Regions from separate parts of the Homo sapiens genome. Here region 2 is linked to region 1. Evidence: chromatin loops called from intact Hi-C (ENCODE). Cell type or tissue: ascending aorta. All regions are shown on one strand. Each heading gives the region's core, and the rest is flanking DNA. Links, peaks and the distances in the headings are about the cores only.

Region 1 (11,354 bases), core at 1,406-9,405:
TGCCCTTAGATATGTTAGTCAAGAGTGGGTCAACTGTCCCACTGTGTGTCCTTGAGTATATTAGACCCACTGTGTGTTACTGGGTGTCAAAAGTGGGCCAACTGACACACTGTGTGCCCTTGGATGTATTGCTCAAGGGCTAGCTTACTAACCCACAGCATGATCTTGGGTGTGTTAGAGTGGTTTAATTGCTAAAGCAACCCTCAACTTCAGTGGCGAACCTCAACATGTTTATTTCTCACTCATATGGCTGTCCATGCAGTTGGATGGGGAAATTGAGTGAGGACTGGGTGTGGAAAGGTTTGATGAACTAGCCTGGATATGACAGTCATTACTTTCTTTAATACTCCATTAACCAGAATTTGGTCACATGGCCAAACTGCAAGGCAGAAGTGTAAGGAAGGAAGAAGAGATTGGTGAGTAGCCACATCTCTGCTGTGCTGGGAAAGTCCTTTTCCTTCTAGATGCTTGATTCTATGGCTGAAACACAGAGGCTTTGATCTATGAGATCTGCAAGGCTTCTTCTTGCTCTCACAGTCCACGAGTTTCTTCTTTTATTATTGACAAACTAAATGAGCAGAGTTTTCAAAGCAGATTGGGTTTGCTTCTCATTCCTGGCTTGGATCCCCAATGTCTTTCATTGTGGGGTAGAGCCAACCCTTCACCAACGAGTCTGTTCAAAATGCTAATCAAAGTATTAGTGCCTGATCATCATCTTTCTCCAAACAATGCCCAGACCCACATCGCACTCCTTCTATGTCTTCTGAGAGTCCAAATTTTGAACCCATTTCATCAAGGCCAAATGTCAATCATAAGAAGAAATCTATATGAAATTTTAATTGCAAGATGTTCAGTGTAAATTTAATGAGTGAAATAAGAGATCTGAGAATTCCCGCATTCTCGGTTCATGCATAATGTTGACTTAAATTGGCTCTCTGGAGGTGGAGGGAATTGCATTTTTAGAATTTACACACCGAGAGAGCAAATGGAGTGGACCCTGAAGGTTAAGGTCCTAAATCAGAATCATTTAACTGGCTTTGAGTGATTGCTGTAGGCTGTAATGGCAAGGAGAGCTGGCTGCAGCCACAAGTGATTACTCTGCCTCAGATTATTGAAATGCTACTCAATATTCATAAATCAGTGGTCACTCATACCCCAAATAGTACCTGTCGGCTTTCTGAATAAATTTCCAACCTGCTAATGGAGATTGAAAGAGGCTGATGGGCGCTGGCTCAGAATTGAAACAGATGAGAGCGTTACTCGGACAGACCTGGAAACATCATGTCTTTTTGGAACATGAAGTCACTTTGGGGTAAAGATGTCCCAGCAGACATCTTTTCGCTCTTTGCAAAAGGGGGATTATTCAGGCAGTTTCTCCCAACCCTTGTCATTTCTGTAGAGAATAGCTTTGATGTTTATGTCTCAATCTCTGAAATTTTGCTTGGGACCAAATCAAATGAGTTAAAAGCTTCAATTCAATTGCTTGCACATCCCTGTTTACCCACAGTAATTGGAAAATAAATGCACGGTGCAGCGAAAGGCCATGACATTTATTGGATAGCATGAGAGCAAGCCGGGGAAGGAAATTGTAATTGGAGCGTCAGTCACCGGGGTAACAAATTTGGGAAGAAATAGAGAAATGAAAATGAGCGTGAACTCGTAGAGACATCAAACTGAAAAGCGATTTCATGACCACAGACACTTCAAGTCCATGTTCATTTTCCCTTTGCCTTGTTTCTGGGTTGGATTCATAAATTGTATATAATGGTGACCAGACGTCTGGGTGAGGACATCACATTGACTTGAGTAATAGGCACCACTCTGTAACTATTGCATTTGAAATCTGGCAGAAAATGATATTTGTGTGTGGATGTGAGGGAGACAAGCTGTATAGATTCGTCTCCTGCCTGGTTTCACCTTGAAAAAAGGAAACCAGATAAGGGAGGCTGAAAATAAATCCTGTTTTCAAGTGTAATCGCTCAAAATAATAGCATGGACTCTTTTGATCCCAGCTTTATTAGTCAAAGAGCGTAGAAACAAACATTGTAACTGCAAAACCACCCCCCTCTTCTTGGAAATTTAGGGACATAGAAGAAAGGGGACTCTGTCCAGGATGACAGAGCTAGAATTGAAATCCAGGCCAGCTGCCATGAAAAAGAGCAACAGTTCAAACCACATTCCCCAGGGAAACACTCTGTGCACAAAAGCAATTTGGTGACAGGTATGAAGAGTGTTAAAAACGTCCATTCTCTACCTCCTTTGGGGTTGATTCTATTTATCCTCAGTACAAATTCTCACTTCTACTACCTGATGCCAAAGAATTACGTTGACCTATAAAGAGGTTCATGGAAGCCTTATTTTTGCTACATTTGAAGCAGGTGACAAGTCCAATATGGAAGAATATTTAAGGAAGGCATGGATCGCCTGCTCACAGGTAGCAAGGAACCCTTTGAAAGGTTGCCTTGGAGAATCCATGACACTCCAGAGGAAATGTTTACGGTAAGTGAAAAAAGCAGACTGCAAATATGTACCTCCAGGGTGCTCACACCTACGTAAAAGACGCATGGCTGGATAGTATCAGGCAAATTTGGAAGAAGCCATGATTTCCTTCTTAGCACACTTCCCTCCTTGTTCCCTAACTGTGATCCTGCCTCATGGAAGCCTGATCACTAAACGTGTTTTCTCTTCTCCCCTGGTTCACACTGCTCTTACTGGCTAAAGTACTAACGAGACTTATTTTCTTCTCTTACAATCATGTACTTTTTGGTTATAGAAGTAATGCATACTCATTGTATGACTTTTTGGCAAATACAGAAAAGTATAAAAATATGATAAAAACCGGTCATAATGATGCCACTCAGAGATACCACAGTTTAGTTTATATTTGGGAGCATAACTTTTATGCCCAACCATCTTATAATGAAGGAACTGACCTACATGTGTTTCTGCTCTGTGAACTCTGAGTTAATAAGCCACCAACTCAAGATCACTGGCTCCATCCTAAATTGCTGTCTGACCTCTTGGCAAGTCGCTTACCCTCTCTATTCCTAAATTTCCTAATTTGTAAAATGCGAGAGTTGTTCTGTTTCTATCAAAAAAACTATCTCAGCCCTAAGAATGCTATAAATTCATAATAGTGTAGTTCTAATAGGAATCAGATTTATATCTAGCATGACATGCAGGCAGTATTGATAACTTTTCACGTGACCAGTGAGATCCCTCAACTACATAATATGCCCACCCCCTTAAAGATCTCTATCCGTTCTCTTCCATCCCTCCATAATCTAGCCACACAGGAACCACTTGTGTCTGTTCTGATGAACCACCTGCTGTGATGCCTCTGTGCTTCTCTCTAAGCTGTGTCCTTCTCCCAGAATAACCTTTCCCACCCTGTGCACATCAGGACACTGCCCAGATGTCTCCTCCTCTAGGGAGACTTCTCTATTCTCCCCGGTGCAGGATCAGCTGCTAACTCTCCTATGTTCCCGCAAGACTATGCAGAAGTTGTTTTACTCACTCTTATTGAGTACGGCTGCAATTTTTGTGAGCATATCTATCTCTAAACTCTGGGGACAACGTGGCTGACCATTGCGATTCCAGACCCAAGGTTGTCGCGGACCTAAGGGAAGAAAGGAGTGCTTCATTTATGCTGAGTCATCATTCCTTATTATTAATACAAGGCTTGGAATAAGTAAGACACAATGATTTGATGTTTTGAACAAAGCCAAGGTGACAATGGGTAAAGCCGAAGGAAGCGTTCATTGCCATCAGGCCATGGGCAGTGGGAGAAGGTTGTGGTTATTTTCTTGCAGCAGTGCAGGAAGCCTGTTGCACTCTGAAACGGGAGCTGAATGCCTTGGTGGAGATAAATGGGGAAGGCATGTGATACACCCGGCAGGCAGTAGCTCATCTCAAATTAGCTGAAGCCCCTGGGTTGGTTTTTTTTTTTTTTTTAGACAGGGTCTCACTCTATTGCTCAGGCTAGAGTGCAGTGATGCGATCACAGCTCACTGTAGCCTTGACCTCCTGGGCTCAAGTCTCAAGTGATCCTTCTGTCTCACCCTCTTGAGTAGCTGGAGCTACAGGTGCGTGCCACCACACCCGGCTAACTTTTTATATTTTTTGTAAAGAGAGGGTTTCTCAATGTTGCCCAGGCTGGGCTCGAACTCTTGAGCTCAAGCAATCTGCCCACCACAGCCTCCCAAAGTTCTGGGATTACAGGCGTGAGCCACTGCTCCTGACTCAAGCCCCTGGGTTTTAGCCAGGACAATGGGTCTCTGTGTAGTCGCAGTCTAAACTCTTCTGCTTTTGCACTAATTTGCAAAATACACGGCAAAATCTTCAGGCTGCATAGATGGGATTGATCTGACATTACCTTTCCTGTTTTCAGCCCTGTTTATAAAAACCATGTTGAATTAATGCTGTTGCTTTTAATGATGATAATTTTTGAGGAAAGTAGCATGTTATTAGACAGATTTTATTATAAGAAACACATTTCTGAGCCTCTGAAAGGCACTACCTTTCTGGGAAAGAAGCAGGAAGATGAAAGAGAATGAAGCCCCATTTCCTATGAGCCACATCCCTACGACACCTTGAAAGGCCCTTTGTTCACTCCAATGCTCTGGCCACATCATTCCACTTGCCTGGCCAGGCACTCCTCCTCTGACAACCTTAGGAACTCACAGATTCCTAGCAAGAGAGCAGCGTTGAGTCCTGAGCCCTCAACTGTGAGCTCCCAGAGCTAAGTTAGGCTAGATTGTGGAGGAATGGAAGAGAATAGATAGAGATCTTTTAGGGGCGGTCATATTGCATGGTTGAGAGACCTCATTGGTCACATAGGCTGTTATCAATTTCGCCTACATGTCAGACTAGCCATGAATCTGATTCGTATTAGAACCACACTATTACGAATTCATAGCATTTTCAGGGCTGAGAGAGTCTTTTGATATAATCAGAATAACCCATGCATTTTACAGATTAGGAAATTCAGGAACAGAGAGGGTAGCTGACTTGCCAAGAAGTCACACAGCAATTTAGGATGGAGCCAATTACAGACGCCATTTATAAGACAGGAGTCTTCACATTTCATTTCTCTGAATTTCCTCTTTTTTGAACTGTGCCCAATTGACTCTAGGCTATAAATTCTTATAACTGAGATAATTGGCCCATTTAACTGTGTGGGGGATGGTTCAAGGCAAAGCCAAGCTTCTCTCCCATTTTCCTTAGCAATTCTCCATTCAAAATTCCATAAATACTTACTGATCATTTACTATGTAAGCAGCATGCTAGTAGACATGGAAAGTTGAGCAGTGAATAAGAGGCTGTTGACGATGGGGCAGAGGAGGGGAAGAGGGGGTATTGAACCATTTACTGTACGATTAATTATTTGACTCCTAGGGGGCAAAGGGAGCCTCCTCCAAGAAGCTGAGTGCAGTGGTTTGAGGGCATAGACTGTTGGGCTCAGGCTTTTATTAGCTGTGCAACCCCTTGGAATATTCTATTGTCATCTGTAAAGGAGTTTGCAGCAATATCTATCTCGAGGGCCAAAAGAAGCATTGAATGGGGCAATCTTTACAAAGCATTCTGCAAGGGACATTAGGTTAGCAGGTACTCAATAAGTGTGTACAATTATTTAAAGTCTGAGGGAGGAGGGGAGTCAGTTCAGACCTTGAACAATGCCTCTGAATAGAACTGCTGGAGCTGCCTCTCCAGGAACTGTGAATGGTGGTCCAGACAGGCTCCAAGGCTTTGAGACTGAAACTACCTTTGCAAAAATTATGACAGTGAAAGAAATCTGATCTAACTGACTCCATCTTGCTTTTAACCTCACAGCTACCCTTGCTTATTCCTGGGTGTATGCCAAGGTAACTATGGGAGGAATTTAGTTTTCAGTTTCATTTTAAAACAAAGATGATAACAACCCTTTCCTGAAACAAACCCCTTCCTTGCTTGGGGACTGAAAATGCCTTTGTAAAACTAACAAATTAGCCACAAGATTAGAATTATGGCTCAGGAGTCATGGAACCAGAGGTCACAAGACCCATAATCTCCACAAATTGCTCTTATAGATAACAACACTACTGTAAAACCTAACATTGGTGTTTAAGGTATTTTTCAGACCCTTCATTCTGATAGATCAGCTGGCACCACCTGGACTGGTGGCACATACCAGGAAACTGGCTCAACTGGTCATGTGATCCCACCCGGGCAATGACTCAGTACAAGAAGACAGTTCCAACCTCCTATGATTTCATCCCTGACCCAACCAATCAGCATTCCCAATTTCCTAACACTCTGCCTGCCAAATTATCCTTAAAAAACTCCCTAGTCTCCAAATGTTTTGGGAAGCTGATTTGAGTAATAAACTCTTGTCTTCCCCTTGGCTAGCTCTGCATTTATTAAACCTTTTCTCCACTGCAACACTGCTGTCTCAGTGAATTGGCTGTACCTGTGCAGTGGGCGAGAAGAAAATGGTTATTACAAGACCATCACCCACCTTGGGATACAGTGCTCTTGGGCTGGCTTTTTTTCAACTTTTGCAGCCTCTCTCATCCCCACCTCTACATTTAAGGCATGTGAGTGTCCCTGAGATCACCCCCTGCAGAGAGTGGGGTAATTGCTACATGGGGAGACTGCCACCTGACTCTCTGGCTGAGAGCTTCTCCAAGTGCTTCAAGAACAGAGCAGAAAAGTGTGGGGAAACAGTGTCCCCCAGATTTTCAGGAGGATGGAAATGCAGTGAGACACAAAGGGTACAGTTGGTGCAAGCTGCCTGTCCATTAGCTGCAGGACAAAGTACATGCTCCCTACGGGCCAAGTGGACTTGGAGATGATAGCTGGGCTGGCACTATCTTGAAAGGATTTGAGGTAAGACAACCACCTGCTTGGGCAAAGAGATCCCAGGGAAAAGAGCACAAAAGCCCCACCAGAGCACGGGCAGAGGGGCAGAAACAAGAGGCTGGCAGGGAAGTGGGTGGCCTCCATCAGCGAAGGGAGAAACCTTGGAGAGCTCCATTGGAAGTCTCTGAAGGAACTCACAAAAGTAGCTGCCAGAAGGGGATCCACCAAGTGGACCCCAGTCATGACAGAAGGCACAGCCAGGAGTTTTATTGAGGTGCTCAATTAACCTTTGTGTCTTTCCTTCTCATTCATCTTTCCAGCCCAATAGTAGCAGCCTGTGAATGGAATGGGCCTCTCACTTTTCTCCAACATCTCTCTTCCCCGCACTGTTCCCTGCACCCTGTTGTTTAGTTCTCCTCCAGGGCAGAGGGCAACACTGCCTTCAGACCCAGGTGAGCCAGCTCCCCGTCCTGAGCCCTGTGTCTCAGAGGACCTCAAGCTTCAGCGAGCCTCAAAATTTCCTAAGTCTTTCCAGTACCAGGGTCTGTCTGGAGCTAGCTGTGCCCTTTGAGCAAGGTGCCTCGAGCCCAGACCTGGTTCCAGTGATTCCAGCCGTGGAAAGAGTCTTACTGGACATTTTCTAAGCCTCTTTTCTGTGGTTGGGCCTGGCCAAGGCCAGCAGTGCCATCCAGGTGGGACATCAAAGTTCAGACTGGGTCTTACATGGATTCCAGACCCTGTTTCTTCTCCTTAGGATGCTTTTGACCCTCTATTTCACACATGGGGTTGACCAGATGCCTGGAGTAGCTCAAAGAATTGTACCTATGTTGTGACTCTGAGGTCCTGTGGCCAGGCCCGGGGGGCAGCCTGGCACACAGATCACTCTTGCTAGTTGGTCCAGAGTTTCCTTCATGAGGTTTGGGCTGTCAGGTTGGTGTTGCCATGATGATTTGGGGTGACGCTTCCTCCTATCTGACACAAGATGAGTTGAGTTCAGGGATCTGGGCAACCAATGGTCCACCATCACCCCTGGGCTGAGCCATGCATTGGTGCTTACCGGTCTTGGCTCTGACCATGGTTCCACTTCCAGTCTTCAGCACCCAAAGGCTGTGGGGTGGCATTAGGTGCCCTTTACAACAGGCATGTTCTTATTTCTGAACCTGGGAACCTACACCAGGTGTCAGGGGGTCTTCTGGGGGATGTGTCCCCTGATCTAAAGGGCCTGAGACCGGGTCACCATTGCAGTGGTCCATGGGAACCTGGGATGGCAGCCCTCTCCTTCCTGCACTGTGCCGACCCTGGAAGGATGAGAAGCAAAGCCAGAAAAGAGAGAAGGAGGTGGAATAGGAGATAAGAAGAAAATGCCCCTCACTGCCACCTAAATACACTCCACTCACTCCAGAAAACTACCTGGGTGGGCAGAGAGGAGGGATTCTAAGTGGGTAACATTGCAGAGTGTTGTGATCACCCCAGACCTGACTGCAATTATGTGACTGGCCATTAGACAAGATACTTTAATTCCTTATTTTTTATTTTTATTTTTTTGAGATGGAGTCTTGCTTTGTTGCCTAGGCTGGAGTGCAGTGGTGTGATCTTGGCTCACTGTAACCTCCACCTCCAGGGTTCAAACGATTCTCTTGCCTCAGCCCCCGAGTAGCTGGGATTACAGGTGCCCGCCACCACGCCTGGTTAATTTTTGTATTTTTAGTAAAGGATTTCACCATATTGGCTAGGCTGGTCTCGAACTCCCGACCTTAGGTGATCCACCTGCCTTTGCCTCCCAAAGTGCTGAGATTACAGGCATGAGCCACCGTGCCCCATCCAAGACATTTTAATTCCTAAGACAAGACTTCCAGCTACCAGAAGTGACAGAAGTAAGGCCATGGAGGGGACTGCAGTGACATCCAGGTTGGTAAGGACCCAGATGGTAGCCACAAGCCACATGGGGCTATTTAAATTTAAATTAGTGGAAGTCAAATACAATGAAAGACTCAGGTGCTGTGTCTCATTAGCCGCATGTCAAGTGCTTGAAAGTTATACATGGCTAGTGGCTACCCTGCTGGCCAGTGTAGACATAGAACGTTTCCACCCTGCAGAAAATTCTCTTGGACAGGGAGGTTCCAGAGAGTGGCTGAAAGGAATCACGAGAGAATTCGTGAAGCTGGTTTCTGCTACCCCTTGGCTGAGTCTAGATTGGTTAGTGTTAATTGAACTTAACAGTTACTTAAGATTAAGGGAGGCATTATTTATATTTTTTAAGATGAGAGAGATGGGAGCGTGTTAATATGCTGAAGGAAAAAGAACCTGCAGAAAGGGAGAGAGGAATGGTATTGGGGAGGGAGGGGTGATTGTAAGAGCAAGGACGGTGAGTTTATTTTGAGCCCAGAGGTAAAGTAAAGGTGTCAGATGATTCTGCAAATCATCATGAATTCCTGAAACAAGAAAGGAACCCACAACCCAGACTGGCTTGCAATTCTCTTCCAAAGGGAAGTGGAATTGCCGGTGTGAACCTCCTTAATACTTAAATGCTTTGCAGATGAAACAGAAAATAACCAGGAATTGCATTCTCAACACCGCCACTGCATTTACAGAGCCTCGGGCAGGATATCTGACCCATTATTGTCAGAATATACAGAGTCCACATCCCAAACCATTAATTTGAGATTCTGCGTTCAATCATTATTTATTCATTGTCAAATTTATATGACATACAAAAACCTCTTATTTTAACACCTGATATTTGTCTCAGATACATATAGAGAAAGGCTTTGCATCAGATGCCAGTTTGACTCTCTTGAATTCTCAACCACAGAAGCTCAGGGACTCTTTGCGTGTGCAAGTGTGTGTGGGCATCTGTGGGAGTTCACAGAGTAAGGGCATGACACAGTTCAGTATTTTCATCTCCTGAGCAGATTTTCTGGGGAGTGATGGGTAAAAGGGCACAGTGGCTTATGCCTGTAATCCCAGCACTTTGGGAGGCCGAGGCGGGTGAATCATGAGGTCAGGAGTTCGAGACCAGCCTGGCCATCATGGTGAAACCCTGTCTCTACTAAAAATACAAAAAATTAGGTGGGTATAGTGGCGGGCGCCTGTAATCCCAGCTACTCGGGAGGCTGAGGCAGGAGAATCACTTGAATTTGGGAGGTGGAGGTTGCGGTGAGCCAAGATCATGCCACTGTACTCCAGCCCGGGCTACAGAGTGAGACTCTGTCTTAAAACAAAACAAAACAAAACAAAACAAAACAAACAAACAAACAAAAAAACCCACCATGTCCACCTTTCTACGCAGTGCTGAAAATCTGTTTTGGACCTTCCAATCAGGATATCAGAAGAAAATGTCCCTTGTGGCATATGAAGGCATAGCACAGAGCGGTAGCCAGCCAGCCAGCAAGGGGAGGGTTTTACACCAAGAGAAAAGCCACTCCTGCAGAAAAAGTGATGAGTAGAGGGCATTTCTCAGACTGCTTTGGGCAGAAGCAGTTTTCTTAGCAATCCTTTAGCTAAGAAGTCTGTACTTGGCATTTATTTTGAGCCCAGAGGTCAGAAAAGAGGTGAGATGATTCTGCAAAACATCACAAATTCCTGACAAAAGAAAGGAGCCCACAGCTTGGGCCTGCTTGGAATAAGGACAGTGTGAGACAGCTTGTAAAGAAGTCACGGAAGAAGATAACGCAAGGGAAAGAGGCAGAGAGAAGAGAATACTCTCCTGTCTCCAGTTAGCTGGGACTTTCTTTCTTTTTTTTTGTTTTTTGAGATGGAGTCTCGCTCTGTCGCCCAGGCTGGAGTGCAGAGGTGCGATCTCAGCTCACTGCAAGCTCCGCCTCTGGGGTTCATGCCATTCTCCCGCCTCAGCCTTCCCGAGTAGCTGGGACCACAGGTGCCCGCCACTACGCCCGGCTACTTTTTTGTATTTTTAGTAGAGACGGGGTTTCACCGTGTTGGCCAGGATGGTCTCGATCTCCTGACCTCGTGATCCGCCTGCCTCGGCCTCCCAGAGTGCTGGGATTACAGGCGTGAGCCACCGGAGAGTTTTCATGTCTTCTCAACTGAGAGAGAATTGGAAGATAATGTCAGAATCTCACTCCATGCAGCATGCAGCCTGTTTTTTCTTAATATCTGGTTGGATTTGCAACTAGATTTTCCTAAGATGAGACTTCCTGTTATAGGAAGTCGCTTAAAAGGCTTTGGAGTGTGTGAGGCCAAGACCGGCAGATCACGAGGTCAGGAGTTTGACAAAAATTAGCCAGGTGTGGTGGTGTGCGCCTGTACTCCCAGCTACTCAGGAGGCTGAGGCAGGAGAATCACTTGAACCCGGGAGGCAGAGGCTACACTGAACCAAGATCGTGCCACTGCACTCCAGCCTGGGCAACAGAGCGAGACTCCATCTGAAAAAAAAAAAAAAAGGCTTTGTAGTGGACTGCAATACTATCTAAGGTTGGCAAGGAAACGTAGGGTGCCCACAAACCACATGGGGCTCCTTAAATTTAAATAACCCTCCAACTCTTCTACTCAGT
Region 2 (11,354 bases), core at 1,278-9,277, 61 kb after region 1:
TGATCCACCCACCTCAGCCTCCCAAAGTGCTGGGATTACAGATGTGAGCCACCGCACCTGGCCACATGTATCCTTATGAGGGAGGGAGAGGGAAATTTAACACATGCAGAGGAGAAGGCTATAGAAGATGGAGCAGAGACAGAGATTTGAAGATGCTGTTCTTAAAGATTGGAGTGATGTGGGCATAAGTCAAGGAATGCCAGCAGCCACCAGAAGTTGGAAAAGGTGAGAAATGAATTCTTTCTTAGAACCTTTAGAGGGAGTGTGTCTCTGCCAACACCTTGATTTTGGTCAAGTGACATAGATTTTTGACTTCTGACCACCAGAACTGGAGGCCAGCAGGGTGTTATTTTAAGTGACCCAACTTGTGGTCATTGAAAACAAATGGCCGCTGACATCTGCAGGAGGACTTCCAAGGCCAAAGTTGAGGGCCTGATATTTAGACACCCATGCTAGGATCTGTTTGCAGGCATTCATGGCTCATTGTCATCCTACATGAACTTCACAGAAGACCCAGACAATTCTGGCTCACAGATACTAGTAGATTTGGCTAATCTAGAAAACTAGGCCAAACATCATGAAAGGCAGGGCCTGAGGAAGGCTGCATTCTCAACAGAGGTCATGAAAGAAAGAAGACAGCTCTGCCTTCTGCAGGCAGCTGCTCCCCACTTTCAGCTCCTTGCCACACTCTGAAAACCCATATCCTATGTCAGGGAATGCAACATGACCAGGAAAGAGAGGATACATTAGCCTTCCATTGAGATACTGACTTTGAACTCAGATATGCCTGTTGTGGGAAGGCTGTCCCTCTTCTCCTTGAAAGTTGTTGGATCACAAGACCCTCAGCTTAACAGCTGCATATTTATGTCCTTCTCTACGGCCAGCAGCTATAATCAGAAAATACCTAGCATTATGCATACCTCACATATTAATCTGGGGAAAGGCGGAACGGCTTTGTTAGATATGTGACGGCAAGTAGGTGGAGACTGTGACCTGGTCAGGCACAAGTGGTCTTTCCTGTGCCAAACAAAGCCAGGCTGGCCAGTGTTTATTGGCCTTTTGACTGCAATATCCCCTTCTTAGGACAGAGGCAAGAGGTTCCTGTGGAGAGGTGGGCCAAGGGCCCATCATCATGACAGGCAGCTGTCTCTGCTCAGAATATTTCCTCTTCTGAGTTGATCATTGCCCTGGAATCAGATTTTGCAGTTCTTTCTCAGGTGGCTTCTTTATTCAATTGACCATTAGAAGGTCAATCCACTAATCTTCTACACATTGGATGTCTAGATGCTGAGGCTCAAGCTGGGATCCTTCTTTTATATTTTAGAGACAATGTAAAAATCTGCCTCTACAAATGAATTGCCTCTTCTGCCTCACTGCCCAAGGAAGAACAGGCTGTGGTGATAGGCAGGCCATAATGACAGTGTGGACAGTTTCAGAATTGTATATATAATGCTGGACATTGGAATAATTTGGGTAGCCTTTTGTTGGAATGTCTGTTTTTAACCTTGCCTAAATCCCTGAGGTCTGGGGGTAAAATGCTCCTTACTTTGCAGTCACTGATCCACTTTAAATTTGCTAAGCCCAAGATTTGTTATCAAAATGGAAAATAGCACTGGCTTCCTGCCTTCATCCTCCTTTAGATGATTAAAACCAGCTTCTGTGAGCAGAATTTCACCTTCAATGTTCCCCATCCTTCTCCTCCATCACCTGCACTAACTGTCAAATGGTATTTTCTCTTGGTCATGTCTGTACAAGCTTGAGTTTATTCATACCAAGAAAGTTTTATAAGCTGAATTTTTAAAATTTATTTTTAAATTTTGAAACAATCAAACTTATATGTTGAAGGTTCAACTAAAATGACTTTTTTTTTTGTTCTGAAACAATGGAGAATAAATTATCTACCGGCTGCTCTGTTATTCCTGAATATTTTTGTGTGTCATTCCTACAAACAAGTACATTCTCCTACAGAATCACAACACAACCGTCACAATCAGAAAGTTAACATTGATGCATGTCTATCATCTAATCCTCTGAACACGCTCAGCTTTGCTGATTGTCTCAATCATGTTTTTTGCCAGCCAGAATCCTGCGTTGCATTGAAATATGAGGTCTCTTTAGTCACCTTTAGTTTGGAATGTTTCTTCCTCAGCCTTTCCTTGACTTTCATAGCTTTGATATCTAGGCTGAATTTTTTTTTTTTTTTTTTTTTGAGATGGAGTCTCACTCTGTTGCCCAGACTGGAGTGCAGTGGCACGATCGTGGCTCACTGCAACCTCTGCTTTTTGGGTTCAAGTGATTCTCCTGCCTCAGCCTCCCAAGTAGCTGGGATTACAGGCATGTGCCACCAAGCCCGGCTAAGTTTTGTATTTTTAGTAGAGACGGGGTTTCGCCATGTTGGCCAGGCTGGTCTTGAATTCCTGATCTCAGGTGATCTGTCTGGGGTGAATTTTTAACCACCCTCCACCTCCCTCATCCTCAGACTTTGGCTGGTCATTGTGAGAAAGTCATTGTCCTTAAAGAAATATTTCCCTTGTCTTGCTTCACCTCATCCTAGCCTTAATAGCAGCTTGGGAAGAACACTGTACTGGGCGGTCAGAAACTTCTCTTCCTACTTTGACTTCCCCCTCACAATATTGTCCCTGTGTTGCCCCCATGAACTGAATTTACCCTTAGTGAGACTCCAAGGAACTCTGCCCATTGTCAGGAGAATAAAGTACCCCATAGATCTTAAGAGTGTCCACTAGAGAGAAGCTGTTGCTATTTCATTACATAACATACTGTCCCCCTCACTGTAGTATAAATAAACATATCCTTTTCTCCAGTAATTTTTTTTTCATTTTATGGACATTGTTAACTGCTAAGGTGTCTTCTTTCACAATATTTATGACAGTTGGCTCATGGTAGTAAATGTCGTGAACCATTTTGATGTTTTCAACCTTATATTCACTGTATCCCTTGTTTATATTTATTCCTTTTTTCCATTTGGCATTATTTTTACACTCTTTTAAGATGTCTTATATAAATAAGCAAATCCCAGTATACAATACTTTATACATCAAGTTCTGACTCTGTGAAATCAACAAACTCTGGTTTGTTCCTCACAAGATGGCTGCCCCCATGCATGCTCAAGATGGCTGCTACTTGCACATGCTCAAGATGGCTGCCACCCATAAGTGCTCATTGCGTGTTGAGAGAACAGATCTGTGTCATCTGAAGGCAGTAGGCTGGGCCTTCCACCCTGTTTGCCAGATACCTAAAATAGACTTCAGTTTGGGATTCAGTAAGCTGTTTTGTAGCCATGGCTAGCATTTGATTAAAGTCACTGTCATGTGGGGGTCTATGGACAAGCATCTTTTCCTTGCAGACATCCATTCTCAGGGAATGCTCTTACCAAGCTGTTCTGCTTGGAGCATTTGTGTTTTAGTCTTGTGGGAGTCCTGAGCTTTACATTCCACTCAAGAAAGAAAGGACTGAGATGATAGACAGACAGACAACACTGTCACCCCAGCAGAGCCATTATTTCCTCCCACAGAACTCCAAATGATAGGAGTCCTGGTACCTGGAGTTCCTGCTACAGCAGTAGAGACCTGACACATAGGCACCACCCATTCAGAGTTTTAGCTTTACTTGTCTTTTTGGCTTGAAAGCACCTGGAGGCAACAGATGTGTGCATCTGAAGATGCTCGGGGACAAGATGTGTTAAGGTGGATGCAAGAATTTGCTACGTCAACAAGTCAAAACAGCATGCTATAACCTGCCCACAGATTGTGTGTGCAGGGACAACTGTCCCTGACCTGCAGACAAGACAGGACTTTGCAGCCAAGCTACTGGACATGGGTGGGGGAAAAGCAGGTTAGTAAAAGGAGAGTGTAGTAATTTCCTGTGGCTGCTGTGATACATCACCACAAACGAGGAACTTAAACACTGTAAGAAAGAGGAAAGAAACACAAAAGGTGGCTTGATGGTTAAGACAGGCTTATTTTAGAGAAAACAATCCTGAGAGGGGCATCTGGCCATGTTAGTTCAGAGGCACACTCTCTTACAGACTAAGAGTTTTTAAGGATTTAGGGTGGAAAAGTTTATCAGAGGCTTAGACTGCTTCTGTGTCTCTTTGTTGTGCTTATATGGGAGGGAGAGTTGTGTGCCTGTTCCCATACATCTTTCTGCAGCTTCAGGCATATCACTCCAGTCTGCTTTTTGCTTTTCTATCTTAGTGGACTTGAAGGGAAAGGAATGCGCTTATTAAGGCCCACTGTTTTACTGGGGCCCATTGTATGAGGGTGAAGTTTGGTAGTTACCCAAGAGACTTTCCCCCCACCTCCCTCTGTGCCCGAGCTGTCTGATCTGTGTTTTACTGTCTGCTCTTTCTGGTTGCTTATAGTTAGAAAAGAAGTGATTTCCTTGAAATGCATGAGGCTAGAAAGGGAGCTGGAACTTAAAGTGGCAGTGTTTGTCCGAGATGACAGTCCTCCTGCTCTATCAAACACCAGGAGTTTCTTCTCTCATGGTTCTGGAGGTTAGAAGTCTGATATCAAGGTGTCAGCAGGACTGCACTCCTCCAAAGGCTCTAGGAGAGAATCCTTTCTTGTCTCTCTCAGATTCTGGTTGCTCCAGGTGTTCCTTGACTTGTGGCCACATCACTCCAATCCCTGCCTCTGCAGTAACATGGCCTCCTGTTATGTGTCTCTCTCAAAACTGATTCCCTTTGCCTCTTTCCTTTAATCTTTTTTTTTTGTGGTTACATTGTAGGTGTCTATATTTATAGGGTACATGAGATATTTTACAATGTGAAGTAATCACATCAGTGTAAATGCATGCAATGTCAAATAATCACATCAGAGTAAGTAAGGTATGCATCGCTTCAAGCATTTATCCTTTGTATTACAAACAATCCAATCATACCCTTTTAGTTATTCCAAAATGTACAATTAAATTACTGTTGACTGTAGTCACTCTGTTGTGTTATCACAAACTAGATCTCATTTATTCTATCTAGCTATATTGTTGTACCCATTAACCATCCCCACACCCTTCCTAACTCCATAACTACCCTTCTCAGTCTCAGGTAACCATCATTCTACTATCCCTGGTAGTTTGATTATTTTAATTTTTAGCTCCTACAAAGGAATGAGAACATGCAAAGTTTGTTACATGCAAAGTTACATGCAAAGTTGATTATCCCACTCGATAATCCAGGATAACTTCTCTTGAGATCCTTCATTACATCTTTTGCCACAGGAGATAATATCCACTCTTTTGCCATATGAGGTAATATTCACAGGTTCTAGGGAATAAGATATGGATATATCTTTTTGGGGGCAAGCTATAGAGATGAAGTCTCTAATCTTGTTGACTAAATACAAACATGAAGTTAGAGGAGGCTGGAGATGGGGGCAAAATTGATTTAACATGGTCCTGTTTTGAGTGTGTATTTTGTGTAGTGCCTTCTAATCTCAAGTATAAATTAATATTCAGGAAATAATCACTGCATTAGATTTGGTAAGGACCATAGTCAGGTAGAAAAAAAAAGTATCCTAGTGTTTCATTGAAGCTTCTGACATCCCTGACCATTTTGAGTTCATTATCTACATCCGTGTGCATTCCTGAATGGTAAAATTCATTAATTTGGCCAGTATTTATGAAGCATCTTTATAACAGTTCAACCAGTTACATATTTAAGCAATTAAATTTTTCTATAGTGAGTTAAAAATGGTTGTGAGTGTTTCAGTTTTGTTCTTAGTTGTAACAGCTTGGACTTTTTAAAAGTTATCCAGTAATGATCACCTCTTGTCAAAAACCAGGTTTAAGAAGATGCCATTTGATTTTGTGCAAACCTCACTTCCCAAGTCACACCAATTTCTTGTTTGAGAAAAGCATTTGATCATAGATCTGTGACTTGGCTAGTCAGGTGGCTTATACTTAAAAGCATTATTTTTTGAGAAAACATTTTTTGTCTATGTTTTTGCTTCAACCCTCCAGACTTTTAAAGCAAGAAGAACGTGTTTCATTGGTATTTTTAGTTTTTTAAAAAAATACTTGTTGCACTGTATTTGCTTCAGATTATTTAAAAGCCCTTTAATATTAATATATTGAATAAATGGTCCTGAAACCACAGTAGTGAAATCTGAGTGCGTATTATTATCCCATTCCACTCATGGGAAGACTGAGTCCCAGAGGTCTCAGCTGAGGGAATATTCCCTTATTAGTATCACAGCTGGGACTGAAATTCAGATCTCCTAAATCTTAGGCCACGACACAGATGGCACAGGGCTTCTGACATGTCATCTCAATTTTACGAGATTCTCAAGGTTTGGAAATGACTTAGAGACCTCAATATTAGTGATTTGCAGGGATAGACAAACTGCAGATAAATCTTCCTGTGTATCGACTTAAAAAAAAACAAAACAAAACAACAACAAAAAAACCACTAGATTTTCTATTTGGTTCCAACGTTGACAGGTTCTTTCCTCTGTAGACCTATGTGAATTGATGACATCAGCTCAGCCCCAGATCAGTGTCTTCTTGGGTTGTTTGGGACAGTTTTCTCTTCCACTGTCCCCTTCAGTGTGCATTGCATGTGACTGGCTGGTGAGAAGTCCGGGATATGCTTCACTCTGAACAGGTCGATCTGGGGTGAATTATTAGCTGCATGCTGACTTGTAAGTGGAAATCTATATCTTGCCTAGTTCTGCTCTGTGCAAACCTTGTCGTCTTACTTTGTAAATATTGATTGTATTTAAACAGGATTTTGCCCCAGGCCTGGTCAAGGCACCAATTAGATGTTGACTCTCATGCCGCTTGCATAAGGCTATCTATGATTATGGATATGGGACTGGTTCCAACATGCAGCCCTTTCAGAAAGGAAAGATGCTTTAGCCTCAATAATTTATTGGAAACCCCTTTCTAGCACAAAAACAGGAGTAGAGTGAGCTCACCAAGAGCTCACCTGTTCAGAGTGAAGCATATCCCGGACTTCTCACCAGCCAGTCACATGCAATGCACACTGAAGGGGACAGTGGAAGAGAAAACTGTCCCAAACAACCCAAGAAGACACTGATCTGGGGCTGAGCTGATGTCATCAATTCACATAGGTCTACAGAGGAAAGAACCTGTCAACGTTGGAACCAAATAGAAAATCTAGTGGTTTTTTTGTTGTTGTTTTGTTTTGTTTTTTTTTAAGTCGATACACAGGAAGATTTATCTGCAGTTTGTCTATCCCTGCAAATCACTAATATTGAGGTCTCTAAGTCATTTCCAAACCTTGAGAATCTCGTAAAATTGAGATGACATGTCAGTATGTTGCAACTTCTCCTTTCCCTAGTCGCATTCTGTCTTCTCTCATGTGCTCAGTTTTTACTTAATAAAATAAATCACTTTTTTGCGGGGTGGGGAGAGATTTCTCAGGCAACGTTCTGAATTCCCAACAAGAAAGATTGAACCACATGATTTATTTTGATATAATGACTGACGGAACAGATATTTGATAGTTACAGGAGGACTTCGCTTCTTTGGCATCTTTGTACTTAATTCTTTGTTTGTGAACCTTCAAAAGCAAAATCTTTTAAAAAGTACATTAAAAAAATAGCCTGTCAGGTGCAGTGGCTCAGGCCTGTAATCCTGGCATTTTGGGATGCCAAGGTAAGCAGATTGCTTGATCCCAGGAGTTTGAGACAAGCAGATTGCTTGATCCCAGGAGTTTGAGACTAGCCTGGGCAACTTAGCAAGATCCCCATCTCTACAAAAAGTAAAAAAATAGGCAAATGTGTTTTCAAAACTTTCCCACTATTTTTAAAGATCTAGAAAGATTGAAAATTGAGAAAACATAGAGAATAATTTAACAAATTATAATGCCCCTAGCACCCACAATGAACAACTAGAGGTCTTAGCATAATGGTTTTAGATATTTTAAAAAATGAAATGAAAGGTAAATTTGAAGTTCCATATTTATACCTTCTTAATATCATTACCCTTTTTCTCCAGGAGTAAACATTATCTCATATATATATACACACATATATATATGTATATATATATACACACACACATATATGTATATATATACACACACATATATATGTATATATACACACACACATATATATGTATATATATACACACATACATATGTATACCCACACATATGTATATATACACACATATATGTATATATACACACATATATATACACACATATATATGTATGTGTGTGTGTATATATATATATATATATATATATATATTTGCTTGTTTGTTTTTGGGAGTCTTACTCTGTTGCCCAGGCTGGAGTGTAGTGGTACAATCTCGACTCATTGCAACCTCCGCCTCCTAGGTTCAAGCTATTCCACTGATTCAGCCTCCCGAGTAACTGGAATTACAGGCATGTGCCACAATGCCTGTATAATTTTTGTATTTTTAGTAGAGACAGGATTCACCATGTTGGCCAGGCTGGTCTCAAACTCCTGACCTCAAGTGATCTGCCTGCCTCAACCTTCCAAAGTTCCAAAGTGCTGGGATTACAGGCATGTGCCACCACGCCCGGCTAATTTTTATATTTTTAGTAGAGATGAGGCTTCTCCATGTTGACCAGGCTGGTCTCAAACTCCTGGGCTCAAGTGATCCTGCCACCTCGGCCTCCCAAAGTGCTGGGATTTACAGGCATGAGTGACTGTGCTCGGCCCTGCAACTCTTTTTCATTCTTGGTTTGGTTTATGGTAGCTATCCACTTGATGCACCTCAATTTAATTAATTTAACAATTAACAATTTTATGTTTGGATATACTGAAATTTATTTCAATTTTTATTTTTGATAAAAATTATTCTTTCTAATTTATTGCTACTATTAACAAGGCTGCTAAAAATTTCTTATAAATATATAACCTTTGAGTGCTCATGAGAAAATCTCTTTAGCATAAGCATACAAGTAATTATTAAAGTTTCAGTTTTAGCAGACTTTGCCAGATTGCTCTCCCAAGGGGATGTATTATATTACAGCCCCTCTGCTCTAGCGAGGCTTAAAGTTTCCACTTCACGTTTCATCACATTCTCATCAACATTTGATATTGTGCGATTTTATCTCAGTTTTAATTTGCGCTTCCCTGACCACCAGTGACACGAGGATGAATACTGCTTCATTTGTTTATTACCCACTCAGGGTCATCCCTCCTTTCTGGATTGCATTTTCCTATCTTTTGTTCCTATTTGTATTTGCTTTGTTTATCTTTACCTTTATAATCTACAGAAACTCTGGATACTAATTTTTGTAGGTTACGTGGACTGTGAACATTTACCCCAAATCTGTTGCTTTTAATTTTGCCTGAAGTAGGATTCAAAAAAATTAATTTTTGATCTATTTAAGCTATGTTTTTTTTCTGTTTAAAAAATATATAGAAATCTCTACTGTAGGTCATAGAATTATTTTCCAATATTTTCTTGTAATGACTTTCAGGTTTATCTCTCATGTTTATATCTTTAATCCACCTAGAATTTATTTGCTTATTTATTTGTTTGTTTATTTTTGGCTTGGGGTGAGCTGCTGCTCTAGCTCTGTACAGCCTGTTCCCCAAGAATTCTTGCTGTGGGTCAGAAATAATCCTCTTCTGTAAGTCACTGTTGGTTGGAATTTCTATTACTTGTAGCCTAACACCTTCCAATTGCTACACTTATTCTCTCTCCCCACTCCTTTTAGAATTCTCCTTTTATGCATCTTGGAGCTCATAGTTCTTTTTTTCCATTTTTATTTTCTATTTGTGTGTGTATGCATATATGCTGTGTAATGTATATGGTTTTTACAAAATTCAAATTGCATAGCTAAGGTCAAAACAGCTTGTATGTGTGTATATATGTATATATATATGTGCCTTATTTTGGGAGATTGCCCAGCTGTGTACTTCAGTTCACCAATTCTCTCTTTGGCTAGCTCTAGTTGTCTGTTTAAATTCTCCATTGTATATTTTTCTCAAATCACTGTATTTTTTTTTTTACTTCTATAATTTCCAGTAGTTCTTTTTTCGAATCTACCTTTTTTGTTTTCATTATATCTTTTTCATGCCTGATAGACTTTATTTCTTTCTCCATATATGTATATTTCAAGTAAACTTATTTTAAAGTTCCACTCATATTGATTTATTATTTATGGTTTCTTGGGTATGGCCATTTATTGTTTGCTGATGATGTCCTATAGCATTTGATGTTTTCAAATGCTGTCTGGACTGTATCTTCAGCATGAACCATTTTTTACACCTGTGGCACATATTCTGGCTTTCAGAGACTCTTCCATGAGAATTTTCATAATTGCCTCTATTGGGGCTACAGAGAAAATCTCAGGGCCAAAGTTTTACATTTATATCTAGGCTCATTGTTTTTGCACCTTGTAGGCAGTCAGGTTAAGAATTCTGATCTCATAGTCTCAGGCAGGGCCAATTGAGAGGTTGAGGGGTTCTATTTCTTAAAGGCTATGGGTTTGAGTCAGTGATAAAGTTCTTCTAATTCCATTTCAAGGACAGAAAAGACATTTACTGGTGCCTGGCTTCTGCTAAGGGGTTCAGTTTCTGCTCCTGTGCCAAATGTGGAGCCTTGGCTTCAACTCCATCCCCCATGGAGGCTTTAAAACCTCTACCCACACAGGTATATATCTGGTTTAGTTACTTCCATGGCTAAACAGTTTCAACTTCTACTCATTGCAATGTTTCTGGTACCTGCAGGTTCTCATTCTTGCTTTTGGGCTTAGCTATGCATTTCGAATTTTGTAAAAACCATGTACATTATGCAGTATTCCTATGTGGTTTGAAAGGGAGGAGGGCTTCATGCATTCATGCAGTCTGCCATCTTGACCTGGAATCTCGTCCATTTCTTTATCAGTAGTTTCCAAGTTGCACATGGGTTTGTGCCCTAAATATTCCTTAGTATGTTACCAATTTTGAAGTTAGCATATATTTTCCCATTTAAAGACAGGGATATGGAGATTAATGAATGACAGTGTAAGCTTCACTGCTTGGACAGGTGAGCTTCAAGGTTTGAGTTTCATTAAGAGAAATCCAGGTAGCTTCAGGATGCATTCTAAACCATTCAAAATCTAGCTTTCAGTCTTTCAGGTCCAGAAATGCAATTTATTTGCACATCAATTGCAGATCCATCTCTTAGAAAGAGATTCACTCAGGCAGCAGAGTCTGAAGTGTAAAACCAGAATGCCAGTTTTAAAGTTCACCGTGGGAACGACAACTGCTGAGAAATTGGACACTTAAGAGACTTCCTGCATCACATTCTCTCCCTGGAGGCAAGCTTGGTGAGGAGCCATATAACCATTGGGAGGTCTCCCGTGGAGCACGGAACCTAAACAAAGAGGTTTTTAATTATGT

The links. Hi-C counts contacts between places; a loop is a spot of excess contacts. Peaks named below come from ENCODE experiments on the same cell type or tissue, not always from the same donor. Only the 100,000 strongest peaks of a DNase experiment are listed, where the experiment ranks them.
Region 2: a loop joins it to region 1, with 4 times the contacts of the local background. A loop is called at or near these places in 2 of 110 quality-filtered maps.

The regions. Positions count from the first base shown.
Region 1 is chr7:67,598,794-67,610,147 of GRCh38, forward strand. It overlaps LOC105375340 (a long non-coding RNA gene), which reads right to left and starts at 5,320. Exons shown (of 3, transcript XR_001745238.2): 1 at 5,260-5,320; 2 at 3,518-3,619. In ascending aorta, for the core only: no CTCF peak of the experiment used is centred there; no DNase peak of the experiment used is centred there.
Region 2 is chr7:67,659,868-67,671,221 of GRCh38, forward strand. No RefSeq gene overlaps it. Among named protein-coding and RNA genes, the nearest start is that of LINC01372, 330 kb to the left of the region's middle. In ascending aorta, for the core only: no CTCF peak of the experiment used is centred there; no DNase peak of the experiment used is centred there.